Regions from separate parts of the Mus musculus genome. Here region 2 is linked to region 1. The links are chromatin loops, found by intact Hi-C in ENCODE. Cell type or tissue: heart. All regions are shown on one strand. Each heading gives the region's core, and the rest is flanking DNA. Links, peaks and the distances in the headings are about the cores only. Region 1 holds the start of Raver1 (ribonucleoprotein, PTB-binding 1). Region 2 holds the start of Cdc37 (cell division cycle 37).

Evidence for each region. Hi-C counts contacts between places; a loop is a spot of excess contacts. Peaks named below come from ENCODE experiments on the same cell type or tissue, not always from the same donor. Only the 100,000 strongest peaks of a DNase experiment are listed, where the experiment ranks them.
Region 2: a loop joins it to region 1, with 2.1 times the contacts of the local background. A loop is called at or near these places in 10 of 42 quality-filtered maps.

Annotation. Positions count from the first base shown.
Region 1 is chr9:21,086,371-21,095,444 of GRCm38, forward strand. Raver1 (ribonucleoprotein, PTB-binding 1) reads right to left here and starts at 5,629. Exons shown (of 13, transcript NM_027911.4): 1 at 5,389-5,629; 2 at 3,880-3,946; 3 at 1-344. The coding sequence starts at 5,607. Gm38431 (predicted gene, 38431) reads right to left here and starts at 5,638. Exons shown (of 17, transcript NR_038081.2): 1 at 5,389-5,638; 2 at 3,880-3,946; 3 at 1-344. In heart, for the core only: no CTCF peak of the experiment used is centred there; DNase peaks (open chromatin) are centred at 4,371, 5,691 and 7,306; H3K4me3 peaks cover 2,940 bases; H3K27ac peaks cover 1,958 bases.
Region 2 is chr9:21,145,227-21,154,300 of GRCm38, forward strand. It overlaps Cdc37 (cell division cycle 37), which reads right to left and starts at 4,708. Exons shown (of 8, transcript NM_001378796.1): 1 at 4,530-4,708. The coding sequence starts at 4,631. Gm35977 (a long non-coding RNA gene) reads left to right here and starts at 4,742. Exons shown (of 4, transcript XR_870568.3): 1 at 4,742-4,920; 2 at 7,507-7,640; 3 at 8,251-8,445. In heart, for the core only: CTCF peaks have their summits at 780, 4,584, 4,803 and 7,725; DNase peaks (open chromatin) are centred at 405, 1,725, 4,745 and 7,625; H3K4me3 peaks cover 4,417 bases; H3K27ac peaks cover 3,016 bases.

The DNA.
Region 1 (9,074 bases), core at 723-8,722:
AGCATCTGTCCAGTGCACATACAGTGTGCGTGGGCCCAGTGGCTTGCCCAGCAAGTCAGACTTGGCCCTGGCTGCTGAGTCTTTCTTCATGTACTCTGCAAAGCCATATCCTTTAGAGTGGCCAGTGCGCTCACTGTACACTAGGAAGCAGCGCTCCAGGCTGCCAAAGGGCCGCACCAGCTCTTCAAATTGTGCCTGTGTCAGACTAGGTGGTAGGTTGGCCACGCACAGCAGAGCATCGGTAGGCTGCAACTGAACTGACAGCTCCCGCTCTCGAAGGCGGCTCTGGTGGAAGGTGTTGATGGCAGCTTCAGCCTGCTCCCCATTCAGCAGAGTCACAAAAGCTGTAGGGTAGGAGAGAAGCTAGGGTCAGAGTGACCTGTCTTTCTACCCTGGGCCCTCTAAACCAGGTGTGAATAGAACATCTACTACTGGAAAGCAGAATCCAGTCAGCTGGAGCCTTGGATTTCCACCAGTCCCTCCATAACACATATGTGCCTGGTACCTGTGCAGACCAGAAGATGGTTTTAGAGTCCCTGGAACTGGAGTTATAGGTGGTTGTAAACCATGATGTGGGTGCTGGGCATCGAACCTGGGTTCTCTGGAAGATCAGCCGGTGCTCTCGGTCACTGAACCAACTTGAGCTCCAACCCCAAACTCTTTTATTTTTAAAAAGATTTACTTGTGTATTTCATGTATATGGGTACTTTATCTGCATGTATATCTGCATACCAGAAGACAGCCACAGACAGGCATGAGCTGCCATGTGGGTGCCTGGGAACTGAACTCAGAACTGTTGGATAGGAGTGAGTGCTCATAACCATTTCTGCAGCCCCTAAGCCCCAAACTCTTAATGGTTCTGGCTTCTTAAAGGTCAAATGGGAGTCGGTTAGCCCTCACACCCACCATCTTTGGTGGAGAATCAACAGAACCAGATCAGTACCCAAGAGCCAGGCTGTGGCTGTGATCCCAACATCTGCAACATGGGCCAGGAGAACAGAGTTCAAAGTCAGCCTGGGCTATAAAAACCCAAGGGCTGGGATGAGAACAGCTCAGTTGGTAGAGTGTTTGCCTAGCATGCATGAGGCCTTGGGTTCTATCTTGTGGAATGGCAGCACACACCTGTCACTTCAGCACAAGACTAAACCAGGGTTATCAGAAAATCAAGGTCATCTTTGGGTACATTGTGACTTACACTGTCTCAAAAAACACAAATGAGACCTGAGGCTGGAGTTAAAAGTGTTCATCTTTAGCACCACAAAATTAAAAAACAAAACAAAGATAAGGACTAAGGATGTACTTAGGCAGTAGAGCACTTTCCTAGCATTCAAGAAGTCCTAAATGAAATCTCTAGTAAACCACACACGCACATGTGCGCTCACACACACTCACACTCACTCACTCACACACTCACACACACACACACACACACAAGAATACAACAAATACTCACTCAGTAGTTGGTCTCCAGAGCCGTGTTCTGCCCCTCTGGTCTCCTCACTCACAATCCTTTTCACAGCCACAGGAGCCTTGTTCAGAGACCCTCCTGAGGCAGCCCAGCTCGGGTGCTCCCAGCTCCCCTAACAACACTCAGTACTGCTTTCTGGTGCCTGCCGGGCTCCTCCTGCCTGAGCTCTGCCCACTTACTTACCTGACTGCCCTACCAAACCTAAGCTAGTTCCTCTCTTAGATCCTGGCTCTGTACCCCTGTGCCCCTACTGCTTTTGATCCCATAACCTCATTTTGCCTTCTTCCTGCCTTTCTGAAGGCCTCATGTACCTCAGCCTGTCCTCAAGTGTATTATGTAGCCAAGAGTAGTCTGATCTGATGCTCTGCCTCCAACGTTAGAGCACAACTTTCAAAACAGCTTTACCCACTGGGCCATCTCACTTGCTCCCAGGATGGTATTTGCTTACTTGCTTTCTGCTTCCTTTTTGTTTGTTTGTTTGTTTCCTGGCTGACCTGAGCTAGATTTATAGGCCAGACTGGCCTCAAATTCAGAGATCAAGCTATCTCTGCAGTCCAAGTGCGAGGATTAAAGCTGTGTGCCACACCCTACCATGTTATTTTCTAAAAGGGACTTAAATATCCTTGGCTTTTGGTATGCTCCAAGCCCTGTGGTGGGATGACTGCACCAGGTCTGCTTTGTTGATACCTAGACTCTTTTTCTTGCATGTGTATGAGTATGGTAAACAGGCATACATGCATGTTTACAGTGAGTGTACGCACAGGTATAGGTAGAAGTTGTCTCTTATTTAATGCTTGCTAATTTGGCTAATCTACCTACCCAGCTTGTTCAGGAGACTGGCTCCACCTCCCACACACTTCTATTACAAGTGGGTCATCATGCCAGCCCACCCAGCATTCCTGTAGCTGCTGGGGTTCCAACTGCAGTCCTCATGCTTATCTGACAAATGCTGAGCCATCTCCCCAGCCTTCAGCAGCTGTGCTCTAAGTAGTCTGTGTCAGGCACACTCAGTCTGCATCCACTGCTGTTACTCCTATACAATCCCATAGAGTAAACACAGACCAAGATTCCAACCTGTGACCACGCCTCCAATGGCCAGGATCTTAACCACTGCCTGGCCTGTCAGGTAGGTGTTAGAAGGGGCACATTCCTCTCCACATTAAGTTGTCAGAAGGTGCTCCATGGTCTAAACACCTGGCACAATGCAGGAAAGCATAGACATTCACTGATGGCCTTCACAGGGGAAGTCAACGCTGCCAAGTCTTACCCCAAGGGCATAGGGCTGAGCACTCCATACAGCCTATGGCAGAGTAGGGTGCCCAGTGGGCCTGGGTTAGGAAGAGACAAGTAAGAGCACTGGGGAGCTGAGCACACTGACACACGGATCACAAGCCTTGCACTTTGCAAGCGGAGGCAGGGGGGTGTCTTGATGTTTAAGGCCAACCCACTTATACAATAAATTTAACTCTAATCTGGGTTATATGAGACTCTGCTTTAAGTAAAACCTAAAGTCCAAAACCAAAAATGGGGCTGGAGAGATAGCTCAGCACTTAAAGAGTACTTGCTGCTTTTGCAAGGATGGGGTTTGGTTCCCAGCACCAACACGGCAGCTTATAACCCTCTTTAACTCTGGTTCCATGAAATCTGGTGCCCTCTGCCAGCCTCAGTGGGCACCAAACACGCAAATGGTGCTCAGGCAAAACACCCATACACATCAAATAAAGAAAACTACAACATAAGAAAAGGCAAAGGAGTGGTACAAGCTAAAGGAATGCTACAAGCTTTAGGATACTGGGCACACCATGAACCCCAGAACAATCTGGGCTACAGCCTAAATCCATGCCTCAAAGAAAGGAAAGAAGAAGGCTGGAAAATGGAGTCTGCTGCCATACCTAAGCCCGAGTTCCAGCCCCAGACTCTCATGAGTATATGCATGCTCTCCTATGCACCCGTCATCACAGCCCTCCTCATAGTCTAAGATAGAACTGCCCAGAATATACAGCAAGACAGAACCACGAGAGATCCTGCCTCAGCAAGGGGAAACTGACTTTAGAACATTGTCCTCTAACTTCCACACTAGCTGCCTATGCTAACACACACACACACACACACACACACACACACACACACACACAATAGATAAAGGAACTGACAAGGGTGGGTGGTGCCTGCCTTTAATCACAGTACTCAAGAAGCAAAAGCAGGTAAGTGGATCTCTAGGAGTTCAAGGCCAACCTCAGCTTCATGTGAGTCCCCGCCTCAAAAAAATTAAGACACGGACAGACAGAACAAGGATCTGCTTCCTCTGACACAACACAGGACCCACAATTCAGAACAGATGCTGAGCCAGGTCCTGTTACCACTGGGGACTGTCATGTCATAATTGCCCTGTCCATCCATGACCCACAAACCTGTCCCTTTGTATTTGTCCACGAAACAGTACTTGAGTTCGTAGTCGCTCAGGAGGTCATGTACTTCCTGCAGAGACACAAGCAGAAGCCGGGGAGTCACTGGGCAAGGCCGCCTACAGGTGGACCCTCCATTCAAGCAGATAAATGAATAGCTGTTTGTCCATACAGCTATCTTCTACAATCTATCTTGTGCAGGGCAAGACTGCAGATTACATGCTAGGAACACCAACAACTCAAACTGCACACCTTCAAGGAGGCTGCCCAACTTGTCTGATTCCCCTGTGCAAGGTTGAAACCGGTCCACAGCTAATTATGAAGCCATTTTCTCCAAGAGGAAAACAGCTGAGGCTGTAAGAAGTGAAACACACAAACTATCATGACAACAGGGGGCATGCTACCCAGGGGTACCTGGCCAGGGCTGTCATGACAACAGGGGGCATGCTACCTGACCAGGGACCCCACTCACTTATCTGACCCTACACTGTGTGGGTGCAGGGGCCACCCAAACTCCCTCATGTTGACAGGGCTGCTGTTTTGAATGCTGGCTTCCAGGGCAAGTTGCCTGGCTTCCTTGCACCAAATGACCTGTGTATGAGCCCAAGGAGATAGGGCTGGCAGTTCCAGATATGCAGGACACCATGCACACAAGTGTCTATTCCTTGTCTGGTCCTTTATTGTGTTCCCCAACACCTCTGCAGCTTCACTAGCCATGTGCCTATAGAGCAGGGGGTACTAGGGTGAGCCAGTGAGCAGACAATTTAGCAGCAATCAGAAAGGGCCTATCCCACCACCACCGGGCAGGGCAACAGAGATACCACTTTCTTGGGTCCAAAGAGCATTGCACACCCTGCTCTACATGGGTTCCCAATAGAAGGGCAGTCCCGGCAGACAAGATTAGCCACAGGGAAGTGCCACAGAATACAACCCCCGCCCCCCACCGCGGCATGTTCATGTCGAAAGGAGACTTCATTTTCCCAAATCAATTCTAGTAGGCATTGAGGGATGCAGCTCCAACTTCCGGGTCTACCTCTAAAAGGTGTCGATTATGCTTGATAAGAAAAGCCATGCTCTTAATTCTGAAACTTCCAGATTTGAGCTCCTGTCACCCGAAGGCAGAGGAGGGAAACAACCCTCTGAATATGCATGGGTCAGTTGGAATCTATTTCAATCAATCTATTCACAGTCTCCCGTACATATTTCAGCAGGGCCACAGCTGCCTGCCCCTTCCAACTACCTGCAACCTTCAACCACTTGGCCTCTCCCAAGTCCGATGGTCGCCCCTAGCAACGTCGACCAGCACTTTAAAGTGTTTTCTTTTTTTTCTTTTTCCTAACCATGCCCTTTCCACTTCGTTCTTAATGTTTCACGACCCTGGGAGAGGATATGACACTGGGGAGAGCCCCCACTCACAGCAGCGTTGGTACCGCCCGGTTTCCACCCCCCCGCCCGCGTGCGCGCGCACGCGCACCGTGGTGTTTCCCGCCACGCTCTCACCCCCACCCCCCATACCTGGTTGGTCACGTCCCCCGGGAGGCCTCGGATCAGTATCTTGCGGCGGTTACGGAACTGGCGCTCAGTGTGTTCCAGGCGTTTCCGGATCTCTTCCGGATCGAGCGGCGGCAACTCTTGTTCGGGCGCCCGGCGATCGACGGTCTCGGGAGTTTCCGCTTCGGCCTCCGCCTCTGGGCTCAGCGGCGGCCGGTGAGTAACGGACACGTCGGCCGCCATCTTGGGAAACCCGGCGCCTTCTGGGACCAGCGAGCTCAGGGCGGAGCGACATAGAGCGGCAAGGAGGTCGCGTGTAGTGATTGGTTGGTGGAAGCCCCGCCTCTCTCCCGGCCCCTTTCAGCGTATTGGCTAGAACCAGCCCCGCGAGCGTTGCCCCCTTCCCCTGACTCTGGGCCATTGAATAAAAGGGCGGAGCTGCAACATGGAGCCGCCTTACAAGGCAGGATTGAGAATAGGCAGGCGTGAATCCCTAACACCGCCTTAAGAGTTGGTCAGGTGCACACACCTGTAATCTAAGCCCTTTAGAGGGGAAGGCAGATCTTATGATGTCATCCACAGTTACAACGGAAATCAAATTCATGAGGATCCTGTCTCAAAAGAGAAAATGAAACGACAGACAAAAATTAGGTGTACTGATGTACGCATGCAATTCCAGCACTTTAGAAATGGAAGCTGCCAGGCAGTGATGGCGCACGCCTTAAATCCCAGCACTTGGGAGGCAGAAGTAGGTGGATTTCTGAGTTCGAGGCCAGCCTGGTCTACAGAGTGAGTTCCAGGACAGCCAGGGCTACACAGAGACATCCTGTCTCGAAAAACCAAAATGGAAGCTGCAGGACTTGAAGTTCAAAGTCATTCCCTACTATACAACTCAAGTTTGAGATAAACCTGATTCAAAAAAGAAAAACAAACAACCAAATAACAACGACAAATGCTGGCATTATTTTCAGCACTCTGAAGGCCTAAGCAGCCTGGTCTACATAGTAAGTCAGGGTTTCAAAAAACAAAGAAAAAAAGGACTAACTGCTAAGCATGGCAACCCCTGAGTTTCATTTCCAGCAGACTTGGTAGGGGTAGTAGAGATAGACAGCACAGGAAGCAAAAAGTTAAACAGGAGCTGGGGAAGGAACTGGCAAAAGACACAAGGAAGAAAAGATCAGCAGTTTATAATGACAGACATGGATCTCTCTAGCACCAGAAAACTACTTTCAGGAGTCTATGGGCAAGTGCTAATGTGTGTGTGTGTTTGTCTTTCATGACAGGGTTTCTCTGTGGCTGTCCTGGAATAACTTACTCTGTAGACTAGGCTGGCCTTGAACTCACAGAGATCCACCTGCCTCTGCCTCCAGAGAGCTGGGATTAAAGGTGTGCACTATCATGCTGAAAGTTTTATTTTAAAGATTTATTTTTATATTTTTTAATGTGAGTACATTTAATGTGTGTCACTCTCTTCAGACACACCAGAAGACGGCATCGGATCTCATTACAGATGGTTGGGAGCCACCATGTGGTTGCTGGGAATTGAACTCAGGACCTCTGGAAGAGCAGTCAGTGCTCTTAACCACTGAGCCATCTCTCCAGCCCTTGAAGGTTTTATTGATCTGGAACTTGATACGGCCCAATCCTCCTCTCAGTCTGGACCTTGGTCTTCCCCTGTCTCAGGACAACTTACCCTGGGCTGTATCTTTGGACGACAGTGTGCTGAGAGACACAGAGGTACTTCTGTTTCTCAAGTGGTAGCAGCCACTCGGGTTCTGCATCCTGAGGGTGTACACTGACGCCACTGCAGTGGTCACCATCCCTAGGGGCATGAACACCCCCATAGTGATGTTGGCCATCCTGGCCTTGATCGGCACAGAGAGACCCAAGTGCATATGTGTGTCCTGGGTTCCTGCTGAACTTGCCCCTGTAGACCGTACAGGTTCCTCCGTTACCTTGAATGTCAGTCACTGTGAGCAAGGTGTTCTTGGGCCAGTTTCCTGGCAGTGATAGGTGCCGTCGTGGTTTAGGTTGACAAGTAATGAGGTACCCCATGCCTGGTGCCCTCATGCCGGAGCTTTGGAGCTCATGGCCTTGGGCCTGGCACTGCAAGGTGTGCTGTAAAACCCTCAAGGTGCACGTGGCCAGGCCCTGCCCCCCTGGCTACTCTAAACGTGGGTTCTAACCGCTGGTGTCTAAATGGCCAGGTGCTTGCCCCAGACAACCAAGCCCTGCCCCAGACAACCAAGCCCTGACCTACAACAGAGATTTAAAAAAACAAAAAACACCAAGATCAGGCCATAGAATCCCACCAATTCCCGAGATTGTCCAAAGATCAGGCCATAGAATCCCACCAAACCGCAGACATCCTGGAAAGCCTCTTTATATAAAGCCTGTCTCCTACTCAGCTCTTAGCTGCTGTCTCCTGAGCAAAGGCAGCCACTCTCTTGTAGTTTTCCCATAAATCTCTTGTATGAGGTTTGTTGTGTGGTATGACTTTGTGGTATTCCTTGACTTCTGACTGCCAAGATGCCTTTCTATCTGAGCTGTAACACTTAGAGTAGGAATCCTACCTTTGTAACACAGAGTGCTGGGGACATTTGGCATGATCAGTCTTGGAGCAATCTATAAAACCACCACATGATCAGACACTCCAGATATCCATAGAAGGATATTAAGGCCAGGGAAGAGTCAAGATTTCCCAAGCAAGGACAGAGGGAGGAGATCTTAAAAGGTCTGAATGACCAACTCAACAGGGCATGCAGGTGGACAGTGGTGCTCTTGTGAGGAGTCAGCCACCCACCTCCAGGGTGGCACTGCAAAAGACATGCCCATTGTCCCTCTTGGTGTTCTGGAGATGAAGCTGAGCCAGCTTCCAAGAGGAGGGGCAGAATAACTTTCCAGCATGACCAGTGTGCAAGTCCCATGGACCATGGACAGCTCTGTGATGTTGGTCCTGCTCAGGCTTAGAATAGGCCCTGGGAAACCTAAAGGAGAAGACATACTTCAGGAACTACTGACTCCATGACCTTCCCATGGCTCAAGCCACACCTCCATTATGGCCTGGCCCTGTCTCTACCCTCATAGGCCCCACCTGTATGGCTTCTGGAGCCCTGTGTCTTTCTTACTGTCAAGTGCTCCCAGGCCTCCATACTTCTGCATTTGAGGCACAGGTTACAGACCATCTCTCCATCTGTTTGACATTTCCCTCACTCTGTCTGGTTGTGGCAGTGGCTTTGGCCTGAGCATGTCCCCATGGCTTTAGACTATAGTGTTGAGCATCTTGTCCACAGCATCATTTGGAGCTGCTTCGGAAGCCAGGAACAGACCATCCAGAAAGCAGTCTTATAAGCCTCCATGTCCCTACCTCCAAGATAGTGGGGGGCTTGGAAGATGTGGAGGACTCACTGGCAAAACTAAGGATAACAATTCACAGAAACAGAGGAGCCCTAATCAGGGTCCTCCTAACCAGGGTCCTTCTCACAAGTCCACCCCAGTGCCACTTCCATACTCATTCTGCCCTTGCTTCTAGAGCTGCCCTGTCCAGGATGTGCTTATACTTCCCAAAGCCTGTGAGGTCTTGGATGTCCACTTTCACGGCTCAGCTAAAACCCACCATCTACAAGCAAGCCCCTGCCTTTACCAACATCTCCAGGATTTCTGGGGGCTGGCAGGGGAATGGAGTGGGGCAGCTCAGTACCCTCAAGGAG
Region 2 (9,074 bases), core at 152-8,151, 58 kb after region 1:
TAGAGGCTGCACAGGGGATGGCTACAGAGGAACTGCTTTTAGTGACAGGGCTCCCAAACATGAGACCTGCCTTTACATTCCCAGCACTCAAATAGACTGCCACCTGTAACCCCAGTACTGTAGGGAGCAGAGACAGAAGGATGATTGGGACCTGCTGACCTCCAGCCTAGCTCCAGGATCAGTGAGAGACCCTGTTCAAGAGAATGAACAGAGCTGGGAAGCAGGACACCTGTCTCCCGTGTCCTCTATATGAACCCACTTATGTGCACACATGGTAAGTCCTGACACAGCAGCCCTGGCCTGCTCTCCTAAGTCACTGACCAGAGCCCAGAGCAGCAGGAAGTTGCCAGGCTGCTGGCTTCTGACCGCCACCATTCTCCCTAGTGTCCTCTGAGTAGCTGCCAGGGAGGCTGAAGCTAAAAACAGGGACTGTGGTGTTGGTGACAGCAGCCACCTGGCTGGCCAGGCTTATACAAGTAACAGGATGGCATGGGTGTCCCTTACAGAAGGGACACAAAGGTTCTCAGAATTCTGGCACCATAGAGCACATTGGAAGGAGCCAGACGAAACCGCACATACCACATGTCTGGCCACAGAGCCTAGGAGGGTGGGCTGGGAACTCACTCCCCCTTTCCCAAACCTCCACATCTTTTTTTTTTTTGGTAGGGACCTACCAGGGACTAAACCCAGTGTCAGGGATCAGGGACTGAACCCAGTGTCGCGCACTTGCTCCCCAAGCGGCCTGCTACTGAGCTGCACATACTGCACACCGCCCTTTTGTATTTCCTAGTTTGACCTGGTGTTGCCTTATGTTGTTGAGGCTGGCCTTGAATGCTGGTCTCCTGCCTCAGCATCCCCAGGAGCTGGGAACACAAGCCTGCAACAGCAGGTCAAGCCAGATTTTTAAAAATTAATTAATTAATTATTTTATTAAAAAACAACAACAACAACAACATTTCTCTGCCCTAGCTGTCCTGAAATTCCCTCTCTAGGCCAGGCTGGCCTTGAACTCACAGAGATCCACCACAGCTTCCCAGTGCTGGGATCAAGGGTCCCTACTGCTTGGCTAATTTCAAATTTTAATTTATTGTGTGCATGGTGGCAGGAACAGATGTGTGCCATAGTGTGGATGCGGAGGTCAGAGGACACCCTGCAGTTGTCCCTTCTCTCTTGGAATCAAACTCAGGTGACCGGTGCCTTCCCCCACTGAGCTACCTTGCAGAGCCCCTGCTGTTTATTTTTACACAGGTGCTCACCTTTGCTATGTGGCAAAGGATAGCTTCTGCCTCTCTCTCGCTCAAGTGCTGAGATGACAGCCATGCACTGTCACATCTGGCTTCAAATGTGTTCTGAAATCACAAGCACCTAAGCAGTGATGGCAGGAACTATCCCAAGAGAAGCCGTTGTTAAACACTGGGGTTCTAAGTCTTACAGACTGCACAGAGCACCCGGGTCCTACTCCCATCTCAGGAAAGTTAGAGCAGCCAGAGAGCCCTCCAAGTCAGAGCGCACCAGGGCCACAGACCTGAAATGTGCGCTGTCAAGCGTCTGCTCAGCGCTTAGGAATCCAGCCCCTCACAGATGGACATAGAACACGGTAAAGTCAGCGTGTACACCAGAGCCTGCCTGTCCTCCCACATGTGCTAGGGCAGCAGGCCCCACTTCCCTCCTCAGTATTACAGCCATGGCAGCAAGACAGGAAACAAAGCCTGTAGCAGCAGACCAGAGGCCCCTCCCACCCGGCAGCAGACCAGAGGCCCCTCCCACCCGGCAGACCAGAGGCCCTCCCACCCGGCAGGAAGACAAACCTTCAGAGAACAGAAATAGGTGTTCCCAGGAATGGTTCTGCAGCTGTGTGTGGCTCTTCAGTGCTTCCTAATACAATGCTATGCGAGGCACTGGGCTTCTCTGCTGCCACACACTGCTGCCTGGCAGGTGGTCTTCCCAGGAAACTGGAAGGAATAGGTGTGTGGGTGGGACTGGGAGCCGAATGCTGGATTTGGGGAGGATGGGGAAGGACTTTCTAGGAGTAATGAGAAGTTTTCCCCAAGAAGGTGAGATGCAAAATTCCTAAATGGAAAGTACCTGCCCTCAGCTTGAGAGTATAACAAGCACAGGGGCCAATGAGAGGACTCAGTGGGAAAAGGCCTGCTACCAAGCCTGATGACTTGAGTTTGATCCCAAGAACCCACATGTAAGGAGAAAGTGGACTCTATCAAGTTATCCTTTGACTGCCACAAGGATACCTCGGCACACATACATAAGAATTAACACACACAAAAAAATTAAGATGTAACTTAAACAAAGAGTATAAGACACACAGGTATATGGGTATAGAAGTTTTAATTTGGGGAGCAGGTTAGGCCATTGTCTCTTTACTGCTGCGACAGAGTTGGAACCCAGTACCTCTTGCACGCTAGAGAAGTACTCTACCACTGAACCACACATCCAGGCCACCCTCACATCTTGGTAGTATGCTACAGGCCTGCAGGTAATGATGGCACAAGGGAGGGGCAAGAGCATGGCTTGCTCACACTTGGGGTTCTAAGGTCTCAATCTGGGGCGTCTGTTTTGGAGAGATGTAAAACTGCAGAGGACTGTATTTTATTTGCTTGGTGGTTGACAGGATCCCCTGTAGCCTGTGCCAGCCTCACACTTACCGTGGCTGACGACTTTGAACTTCTGACCCTCCTGCTTCCCTCTCCCCAGTGCTCAGACTACAGGCCTGCCCCACCATGGCTAGTTTTTAAGCAGTGCTAGAGATGGAGCCCAAGGCAATGCCATACAACTGAACTCCAGCCCATTTGGTTTTTGATATTGTCTCATGTAGTCCAGGCTAGCCTAGAATTTGCCCTATATCGAGGACTGACTCTGAATCCCAGATCCTCCTTCCTCGTCCTCCTCCTAAGACCTGAGTTTACAGGTGTGCTACCATGCTCAGAAAGTAAGGTTATGTGGGAACATTATCTGGGAGGTCCAGAGTTAACTAGGATGCTCTGAACCCTGGAGAGAGACAGATGAAGCTGGAGGGAACGGGCAGGTAGGACAGGACAGGCTTGGTTTTCTGGGTTGGTGAGCTGTCTTTTCTTTCTCTTCCTCCCCTCCCCCCTCTCTTTATCCTACCCGACTCCCGGCCCCATCCCTCCAGACAGGGTTTCTCTGTGTAGCCCTAGCTAGCTGTAGAACTCTCTGTAGACCAGGTTGGCCTTGAACTCACAGGCCTGCCTGCCTCTGCCCCCTGAGAGCTAGGATTAAAAATGTGTGTCATCATCATCTGGCTCCTGGTTTGGTGAATTTTCAAAGATGGCTACAGTTCATATAGGAGCCAAGGTGGGAAGGAGAGGGTCTACTTACTATACTAGAAGGAGCAGAGGTTCTAACAGGAAGTTAGGTGGGTGGGGTTTCCTGGAGTAACAGGAAATAAGAGTCTACAGGAGGTGAGAATAAGGAGAGCCACTGGAACTGAATGATGGGCAAGAGTGGAGATGGAGGTCAAATACAGAGGATAAGGGGGCTCTACAGGTATGTCCCATGTGGGACTCAAGTCTATAACCCAGGGAAAGGGATCCTGGACTGGGGAATCCCAGCTGCAAGCTAAGATTGACAGTTAAATTAAGGGCTCATTTAGTTTGGAAGTTGGGGGGGGAGGGGGTCGTCTCTGGGCCTTTAATAGAAATTCATGCCTAAGATCCTGGGAAATAGATGCCATAGTCAGAAGTTTTGTGGCTCCAGACTCTAAGTAGTGAGGAGAGGCAGAAGGGAGACGTGCAATATGAAGTGGGTGCGTGGCTGGGCTATGAGATCACCTAACAGAACCTGGGGTCCAGACTCTGAGGAAGAACAGAAGGTTCTGCACAGGATAGTGGGGACCCTACACACAAGGGTCAGCTTGGGGATGGGGAGAGGCAAGACTCTGACTAAAGTATTACCAACTGATAAAATGGCTCAGAGTGTAAAGGTGCTTGTGGCAACGTGGGGCGACTGGAGTTCCACAGCCAGTTCCAACATGGTGAAAAGAGAGGCCCAACTTCTACAAGTTATCCTGTGATCACCATAGGCATGCTGTGCCACGTGCACACGGGAACACACACAATAAATAAACTTACAAACAGAAGAGAACCATAGCACAGAGAGAACGCCTGGAGATACAGGTCAAGAATTACGGTGAAGAAGCCAGGAGTCCTGGGATGGAATTAAAAAGTCCGGCCCTGCATGAAGGCACATGTCTCTAATCCCAGTACTGGGAAGGCAGAGGCAGGAGGATCACTGTGAGTTAGAAACCAGCCTGTTCTACACAGCAAGTTCTAGGCCAGGGAAGGTTACACAGTGAAATTTTGTTTCAAAAAAAAAAAAAAAGAAAAAGAAAAGAAAAGAAAGAGAAAAGTCTAGATTGTGGAGCAGGCGGCTCCAGATGTCAATAACTAAGGTCTCCCCCGCCCCCACGCCAGGTGGCCTGGGGAAGAGGTCAGAACTCTAGAGCGGGGGGTCCCGGGAGTGGGGGGGAAGGGGATGAGCGCGCACAGCCCCACCTGGTGCCGCCAGCGGAAGAGGCTGGCAGTGTCTATGTTGGGGTGCGTCTCGTCCTCATCGTCCGACACCTCGATGTGATCCCAAACGCTGTAGTCCACCATCTTCGCTTCGGAGGCCCGGACTGGCTCCCGGGGCTCCACACGGCCGGGCGCTGAACAGGGACCCACAAGGGCTAGAGAGTCCGCTCGGCGAGCCCCGCCCCTTCCGCTTCCGCCCAGGGCGCCGCGCAGGACGGCCCCGCCCCAGCGTCGGCGCGGGACGTTACGTCCTTAGCAACGGGAGTCGGCGGCATTGGCAACCGGAGGTCTTCTTTAAAGGGCCAGGAGTATGTGGTGAGGCCTTCTGGAAGTTCCCGCCGAAACCAGACTGACCATCCTTTAGAAACAAAAGGTTAGTCGCGTTGGGCGTGGTGGCCCACGGTAATCCAAGTACGCTAGAGGCAAAAGCAGGTGGCTCTCCAGGAGTTCTAGTCCAGCCAGGGCTACATATTGACACTGTCAAAAAGTCAAAATTGGCTGGGCGGTAGTGGCGCTATGCCAGTACTCCGGAGGCAGAGGCCGGCGGATCGAGGCCAGCCTAGCCTACAGAGTAATTTTAGGGACGGTCAGGGTTGTTATACAAACAACACTCTAAAAAAAAAAAGTCAACATTGCATACACTAGCAAGATTTTATCGAAAGGACCCAGATGTAGCTGTCTCTTGTGAGACTATGCCGGGGCCTAGCAAACACAGAAGTGGATGCTCACAGCCAGCTAATGGATGGATCACAGGGCTCCCAATAGAGGAGCTAGAGAAAGTACCCAAGGAGCTAAAGGGATCTGCAACCCTATAGGTGGAACAACATTATGAACTAACCAGTACCCCGGAGCTCTTGATTCTAGCTGCATATGTATCAAAAGATGGCCTAGTCGGCCATCACTGGAAAGAGAGGCCCATTGGACACGCAAACTTTATATGCCCCAGTACAGGGGAACGCCAGGGCCAAAAAGGGGGAGTGGGTGGGTAGGGGAGTGGGGGTGGGTGGGTATGGGGGACTTTTGGTATAGCATTGGAAATGTAAATGAGCTAAATACCTAATAAAAAATGGAAAAAAAAAAGTCAAAATTGAGGCTGGAAAGTTGGCTCAATAGTTTGGAGACTGGCTGGTCTTCCAGAGCACCCGGATTCTGTTCCCAACACCTACATGGCCACTCACACCCATCTGTAAGTCCAACCCAGGATATATATATTATGTCCCCATTTGGCCTTTGACTACACCAGGCATGCATGTGGTGGACAGATATACTTGCAGACAAAACATTAATATACAATTTGTTTTTTTTAATCATGTTTGCCCTTAATTCCCACCCCACCCCCACCCCCACCAGAGTCTCACTGTATATAAGACAGCTCTGGCTGTCTTGGAATTCACTATGTAGACCAGGCTGACTTCAAACTAACAGATCTTTCTACCTCTTCTCCCCAGTGCTGGGGCTAAAGGTGTGCCCCACTACACCAGATCTGCCCTTAAATTTTAAAAAATATTTATTTGTTTGTTTGTTTGTTTGTTTGTTTTGAGACAGAATTACTCTGTGTAGCCTTGGCTGTCCTGGAACTCACTCTATAGACCAGAATAGCCTAGAACTCAGAGCTCTGACTGCCTCTGCCTCTGAAGATTAAATGCTGGGACTAAAGGCATATAGCAGGACCACCTGGCTAAATAAATAAGTAAATAAATAAAATTTTAAATTACATCTTAGGGGCTGAAGCGACCACTCAGTAGTTAAGAGCACTGGCTGCTCTTTCAAAGGACCCAGGTTCAATTCCCAGCACCCATATAGCAACTCACATTTGTCTGTAACTGCAGCTCCAGAAGGGTTGATACTCACACCGACATATATGCAGACACAATACACATAAAATAAATAAGTCAGGGTTTTTTTTCTGTTCTCCCCAACACCCTACCCCCAGAGAGGGATTCTTAGTGTAACCAGCTGTCCTGGACTTGCTTTGTAGACCAGGCTGGCCTCAAACTCAGAGATCCGCCTGCTTCTGCCTCTCAAGTGCTAGTATTAAAGGTGTGCACCACCATGTTCAGCTAAATAAGGAGGTTTTTAAAATGACATTTTATTAATTTTGTATGTGTTTGTACACATGTGAACATCAAAACAACTTTCTGGAGTCAGTTTTGTTCCACCATGTGAATCCCACTGATCAAATTCAGTTCATCAGGCTTGGTGGCACTAAACCGTCTCCCCAGCTCAGGCCTTTAAAGGAAAAGTCTGGCCGGGCAGTGGTGGCGCACGCCTTTAACCCCTGCACTTGCGAGGCGGAGGCAGGCGGATTTCTGAGTTCAAGGCCGGCCTGGTCTACAGAGTGAGTTCCAGGACAGCAAGGGCTATACAGAGAAACCCTGTCCCGTGGGAAAAAAAGAAAACAAAACAAAAAACAACAAAAAAAAAAAAGAAAACAAAAAAAGAAAAAGTCTGAGCGTGCGTTCGGTGTGTGTGTGTGTGTGTGTGTGTGTGTGTGTGTGTGTTTGTGTTAGGCACGCACACCAGGCAGGGTGCACAATGTGAAGGTCTTAAGATAATTTACTAGAGTTAGTTCTCTTCTTTACCTTGTGGGCCCTGTGAATCAAATTTTAGTCGTCCAGCTTTGGTAGCCAGCATCTTTACCCACTGAGCCATCTCATCAGCTCCAGTACTTAAGAAATTACATTCATTCATTGGTGGTGGTGGCACACTCGGGAGGTGGAGGCAGCCAGCTTGTCTACCTCGTGGGTACCAGGATAGCCAGAGAAAGAAAGAAATATTAGATTGATTTATTTATGGGGAAGATGGTGAGTTCTAGAATGCACATGTTGAAGTCAGAAAACAACTTCCGGGAGTCAGTTGTCTTCTTCCCCAATGGCGATCCCAGGTATTAAACTCATGTCTTTAGTCTTGGTGTTGCTGCAAGCGGAGCGCCCTCTGACTTAACCCTGCTCTGGGACAGAAAGCAATATTTCAGTCAGGGTTGGTACATGCCGGATGCTACAGACTTCGCCTTGTGTGGGGATCAGAAGCAGATGGTGATTAACACAGTCTTCATACTCCACCACCACCACCACGCGCGCCACTCCCACTCGTGTAAGCAGTTCCTGCAGCCCTCCAGAATCCCTCACCTAAAAATGTCTCCTTTCTCCGCCTCTGGGTGTCGCTAAGGTTTAAGCAGCGACAGTGTTGACAGCCCTACCCCTAGGGGGACCCCCGAAGGCACTGGACAGGTCTTTTCTGGTCTTCACTTTATGGAGTTGTCCACAGCCTCTTCCAGCTCCCCTTAACCTCTGTATTTCGGCTGGGGCTTGAAGGAGTCCATTTTATCTTAGTTTGAGGTACTCAGGGTCGCACATCCTTTTCAATGCTTTGAACAGGATTTAGAAACTCACGATGCATCCTGGAACCAGGAATATCCCAGATTAAGGGATGTATTTTGCGATGGTGTCAGGTGGAAGGAGAGGAGTGCTAGCCTTTTGGCTTGGGAAGGGTCCCTCCCCAACTTTTCCGGAGCTGTTGGAGAGGGGGCTTTCTGAAACGAATAAAGATCTGCAGATTTGGGGGTGTTTCCTGTCCATGGAACCGCAGGGTTGGTGGGCATAAAAACCCTTACCCGCTGTGGCCCCTCCCCCTCGCGCTCAAACTCCTGAGTGGGTGGGAAGAGCTGGCGAGTCCCCTTTCTCTTCCCCACCTCTTCCTCCAGCTTGGCAATTCACCACAGCAGCAGGAGCAGTCTATCCCAGCCTGGGCACGCGCATGACCGACATACATCTGGAGGGTCTCCCATATACCCACACCTAGCAGCAAACAAAGGGTCTGGACACCCGTCCCCTCCCACTGTCCTGACCCCAGGCCAGAGAGGGCGGGGCTCTTCTCTCCAGCCCCTTTTCCTAGCAAGGTAAGTTGTGGATTGTCAGCTGTATAGGGAAGTGGGTGGGGGCGCTGACTCCCGGAAGGTAGGACATCTAGATCATGGATTTCCTCTAACTCTCCAAGAAAGCAATAATCCACTCCACTCTTGGCTGGTACGTTCCTGTAGGGTCTCCACATCACCTCGTTCTGTGCTCTGTGTGGGTGTGTTTCCAACTAGGTTCCTGACACTGGACCTGCCTAATAGCTGGGAACGGGGACCTCCGGTGACATCACCAAGCATTACCAGCTGTGTCCAGCCCCTGGGGACTGGGAAAGACACTCAAACCCGAGTTACTTAGAGATGTTTCCCTTTCTTGAATCCCTGGTGGCCCACCTTCCCCCCAGAGCAGAAAGCTTGTGTCTCATTTCTTTGGAATGCTGGTAGGGGAAATAGGAACTGTTTGGGGGCTGGGCTAAGGCTGGAGGCGGGAATCCTCACTGCAAACATCACTTAGCTGCAGTGAGATTTCAGAGATCCCAGCCATTTGTTGTGTGCTCCTGCGCTTCTATTTCTTCAGCTATTTAGAGGCTGAGAGTAAGGCAGGACAGGAGCCAAGCATGCCTTTGCTCCAAAATTTCTTTGTTTATTTCATTCCTGTCCCTAACTACCTACTG